Regions from separate parts of the Homo sapiens genome. Here region 1 is linked to region 2. Evidence: read pairs that join two places in POLR2A ChIA-PET (ENCODE). Cell type or tissue: IMR-90. All regions are shown on one strand.

The links. Peaks named below come from ENCODE experiments on the same cell type or tissue, not always from the same donor. Only the 100,000 strongest peaks of a DNase experiment are listed, where the experiment ranks them.
Region 1: POLR2A ChIA-PET joins it to region 2 with 12 read pairs; 2 of 35 experiments call an interaction of 5 or more read pairs at or near these places.

The regions. Positions count from the first base shown.
Region 1 is chr6:128,791,779-128,794,278 of GRCh38, reverse strand. No RefSeq gene overlaps it. Among named protein-coding and RNA genes, the nearest start is that of LAMA2, 90 kb to the left of the region's middle. In IMR-90, no CTCF peak of the experiment used is centred here; no DNase peak of the experiment used is centred here.
Region 2 is chr6:129,339,684-129,342,183 of GRCh38, reverse strand. The region is part of intron 29 of LAMA2 (laminin subunit alpha 2); the gene reads right to left. Among named protein-coding and RNA genes, the nearest start is that of ARHGAP18, 370 kb to the left of the region's middle. In IMR-90, no CTCF peak of the experiment used is centred here; a DNase peak (open chromatin) is centred at 1,013; H3K27ac peaks cover 614 bases.

The sequences.
Region 1 (2,500 bases), 550 kb after region 2:
ACTGCAAACTCTGCCTCCCAGGTTCCAGCTATTCTCCTCCCTCAGCCCTCCCGAATAGCTGGGATTACAGGCACATGCCACCATGCCTGGCTCATCCCGGGTTCCAGCTATTCTCTTCCCTCAGCCTCCTGGGTAGCTGGAATTACAGGCATGTGCCACCATGCCCTGCTCATTTTTGTATTTTTAGTAGAGACAGGGTTTCACCATGTTGGCCAGGCTGGTCTCAAGTTCCTTACCTCAGGTGATCCACGCATCTCAGCCTCCCAAAGTGCTGGGATTACAGGCGTGAGCCACTGTACTGGCCAGTTTTAGATTTTACATTTAAGTCTTTAATCCATTTTGAGTTAATGTTTGTATGAGTTAATTGAGTTAATTTAAAATCTTCTGCATATGGCTACCCAGTTATCTCAGCACCATTTATTGAAGAGGAAATCCTTTCCTTATTGCTTGTTTTTGCCAAGTTTGTTGAAGATCAGACAGTTGTAGGTATGTAGTCTTATTTCTGGGTTCTCCATTCTATTCCATTGGTCTATATGTTTGTTTTATATCAGTACCATGCTGTTTTGATTACAGTAGCCCTGTAGTATAGTTTGAAGTCGAGTAGTATAATGCCTCCAGCTTTGTTCTTTTTGCTTAGGATTGCCTTGGCTATTTGGGCTCTTTTTTTTTTTTTTTTTTTTTTTTTTTTGGTTTCACGTAAATTTTAAAATAGTTTCTTCTAGATCTGTAAAGAATCTCGGTGGTAGTTTAATAGGAATAGCATTGAATCTATAAATTGCTTTGGGAAGTATGGCCATTTTAATGGTATTGATTCTTCCTATCAAAGGTTTTTCCATTTGTTTGTGTCACCTCTGATTTCTTTGAGCAGTGGTTTGTAGTTCTCCTTGTAGAGATCTTTTGCCTCGCTAGTTAGCTGTTTTTCTAGGTATTTTATTCTTTTTGTGGCAATTGTGAATGGGAGTTCATTTCTGATTTGAGCCATTCATTCATGGCTCTTGGTTTGACTCTTGTTAGTGTATAGCAGGGCTAGGGATTTTTGCACATTGATTTTGTATACTGAGACTTTGCTGAAGTTGTTCATCAGCTTAAGAAGCTTTTGGGCTGAGTTGATGGGGTTTACTAGATATAGGATTATGTTGTCTGCAAACAGGTATAGTTTGACTTCTTCTCTTCCTATTTGGATGTCCTTTATCTCTTTCTCTTGCCTGATTGCCCTGGCCAGGCAAGAGAAAGAAATAAAGGCATCCAAATAGGAAGAGAATACTATATGAATATACGTGGTGAGAGAGGGCATCCTTGTCTTGCGCCAGTTTTCATGAGGAATGCTTCCAGCTTTTGCCCATTGATTATGATGTTTGCTGTGGCTTTGTTGTATGTGGCTCTTACTATTTTGAGGTATGTCCCTTCAATACCTAGTGTACTGAGAGTCTTTAACATAAATATATGTTGAATTTTATTGAAAGCATTTTCTTCATCTATTGATATAATCATATGGTTTTTGCCTTTAGTAACTGTAGAAACAGGCATAATTGTACTTGTACTTAAGAATAAATGATCAAGTTGATGTGTCAAATTTGACACCAAGTTTGACAATTTTTATGAAGAGGAAAAATTTCTTCTAAGATATAAACAATCAAAGTTCACTCAAGAAAAAATAGAAAACATAAATACCCCTAAATTTACTAAAGAAATGTAATGTATATTCAATTCACTTTACCACAAAAAAATTTAGAACCAAGAGTTTACAATTGAATCTTATCAAGCACTTTGAGAAAAAGAAAATATCAATAAGTGAAAACAATTTCAGAAAATACACTGCCTAAATGATTTTATGAAACCAACATTACCCTGATATGAAAAAGAGCCAAATTATTTAAAAGGAGAGAGAGAGAGAGAAAGGAAGGAAGGAAGGAAAGAAGAAAGCTATACATTAATATCCAACTGGAAAACAGATGAAAAACTTAGATAAAATTAGCAATGTTAGACAAATCAATTCTAGTAATATAGAGAAATATAATACAACAATGAAAAAGTGAAAAATGTAGTGATTATCTCAGGAATTCAATGTTGGTTTAATACCTGAAAATCAAGCCATATACTGCACCATATTGACAAAATAAAACCGTTAAGTTATATGAACATCCCAGTAGGTGCAGAAAAACAGTTAGCAAAATTTATTATCCATCCATATTAAAAATTCTGAGCAAACTAGAAATTCAGGGAAATTTCCTCAAACAGATAAGGCATCTATGAAAAACCTGTAGTGACATAATACTTAATGAGGAAAAACTGAATGTTTTCACTATATATCAGGAGCTATGAGGGAATATACTCTTCTACTCAAATTGTACTGAAAATTTTAGCCAATGCAATAAGGTGAGAAAAATAAATAAAATGCATCCTCATGGATAAGGAGGAAATATAGCTGTCTTTGTTCCCAGATGACATGATCATTCACATGGAATATGGTAAGAAATATACAAAGTGATTCTGAGAAATG
Region 2 (2,500 bases):
TCTTTGATATAAATATTTTTAAAGGAACTCTTTGATTTGAGAAACTAATACTGTGCTATCGTAGCTACACTGACAATAAGAGTTGCTATTCTCTTTTCCCTGAATCAATCTCTATGTAAATTTTTCTCCTACTCTAAATTGGGGAATAGACTTCGAGTCTCTAAAATTTATTATTTCTTCTAGGCATTTATGTTTCTTCATATCCCAGGTTTTAGCTCTATGAGATGTTAGAAAAAGGTGCTACAAATACTGTGGCCTTGGCACATGCCCACTAGTGGGCTTTCTGAAACCACCTCAAGGTGGAAAGCATAGATGTAGGTGGTTCTTCATAAATACAGAGGAGTCAATCTAAAACTAGCAATCTCAGATCGATATCTTCTTTCTTATGCTTGCATAATAAGAGACATTGGGGTGATACCCTTTAACACCTTTCCACAAAGAAATGAGAATAGCTTCAGAATAGTGTGCAAATAGCTTCAAATTAAAATTTTCATGAAGCAGAATTATATTTAACACAATAATCAATTATGCAATAAGGAGTTAGGAAGAGCTACATGGAATGCACTGAAACAGGCAATGAAAGAACATCCTACCTTCTAGAAATTTACTTAGACTTTGGGAAAATAATAATTTAAAAAAACCACCTGACAAAAAATAAACATGGCAGCAAGAATGCAACATTGAATGTTATCTTGTGGGAATGCGATCCTTGCATTTGAGAGTTGAGAAAAAGGAAGAAGGGAATTTGGAATTGAATTTTAGCTGGATTTTATAAGACAGGATTTGGAGTGGTCAAAATAGTGACTTACATCTTATAAACAATATCGAAAGAAAAGTTGAGAAACAAAAAAGTCAGTTACAAACTAGATGGACATGTTAGTGAATTGACTTCCTGATAATCTCAGCTGGAGCCACGAAGCCGCCAGCTTGAACTTGGATGATATCCCATAGACTGGGCTCTGCTTCATTTAGTCAATCAAGAAGAATGTATTTATGTTTCATGTGTCTTCTAATGGCCAGACAATTGTTGGTAGGGAATGTGTGGCAATTCACAACAAACAATAGCTGACGTCATTTCCACCACAGATATTGCCATGGAATTAATGTTTGTTTAAAACTTCTATTAACTCTTTTTGAGAGTTTATGCTATTTCTTGCAGTGAAACTATGACATTGCCACAGTGAATTTTAGATCATTTATTTTTTACATTTTTGGTGTTATATTTGAAATTATATTGTGACATTTACAGATTTTATAACAATGTGAAATGAATCTGGTTTTCCAATATGACAAGGTACAAGTCTTTTCTTTTCTTTTCTTTTCTTTTTCTCTTTTTTTTTTTTTTTTTTTTTTGAGACAGAGCTCTGTCGCCCAGGCTGGAGTGCAGTGGCACCATCTTGGCTCACTGCAACCTCTGCCTCCTGAATAAAGGGATTCTCCTGCCTCACCTTCCCGAGTAGCTGGTACTACAGGCACATACCACCACGCCAGGCTAATTTTTTGTATTTTTAGTAGAGATGGGGTTTCACCATGTTGGCCAGGCTGGTCTTGAACTCCTGACCTCAGGTGATCCACCCACCTCAGCCTCCCAACGTGCCCAGCCAATCTCAAATCTTCTACTTCTACACCTTACCCTACTTTAAGAGATAAGAAAGCTCTAATTTGGATGCTCCCTTGGTTTCCTGGCAAACAATTCAGTATATTGCCACATTATTTTCCATCCCTTTGACATTTGTTTCCGTCCTTTGTCTGAAGCTACTCCACTCCTAAATTGGTTTCCTTTCCTCCTGCCTCCCCATTTTCTCCACCATCTTTATTCCCTCCTTTGCAGGCTCATTCTCATTAATATTTGAAATTGGTCAAGCCTTTCCTGTCTTAAAAAAAAAATCTGTGAGGTCTCAAATTGCTTGACAATTTCTATCCTATTTTCGATAAGCTTTTAAAAAGACATTGTTTACATTCCTGGTCTCTACTTCTTCATCTCCCATTCTCCCTTTAAACAGGCTTCTGGTTTCACCATTAAACATAATACCAGGATGACCCATAAGATCTTTGTTGCTAAAGCAAAACTTACAATCATCAGGCCTCATATGTAGGTTTTCTGTAGCCATTGATAGATATTTCTGGATACTCTCTTCCCATGGTTTCTTTCTTTCTTTTTCTTTCTTTCTTTTTTTTTTTTTTGAGACAGTCTCGCTCTGTAGTCAGGCTGGAGTGCAGTGGCACCATCTCAGCTCACTGCAACCTCTGCCTCCCAGGTTCAAGCGATTCTCCTGCCTCAGCCTCCTGAGTAGCTGAGATTACAGGCATGCGTAACCATGCCCAGTTAATTTTCGTATTTTCAGTAAAGACGGGGTTTCACCATGCTGGCCAGGATCGTCTCCATCTCTTGACCCCGTGATCTGCCTGCCCTGGCCTCCCAAAGTGTTGGGATTACAGGCGGGAGCTGCCGTGCCCAGCCCCCATGGCTTCTTTAAGAGTAAGCCAGTTGATGTTTCTC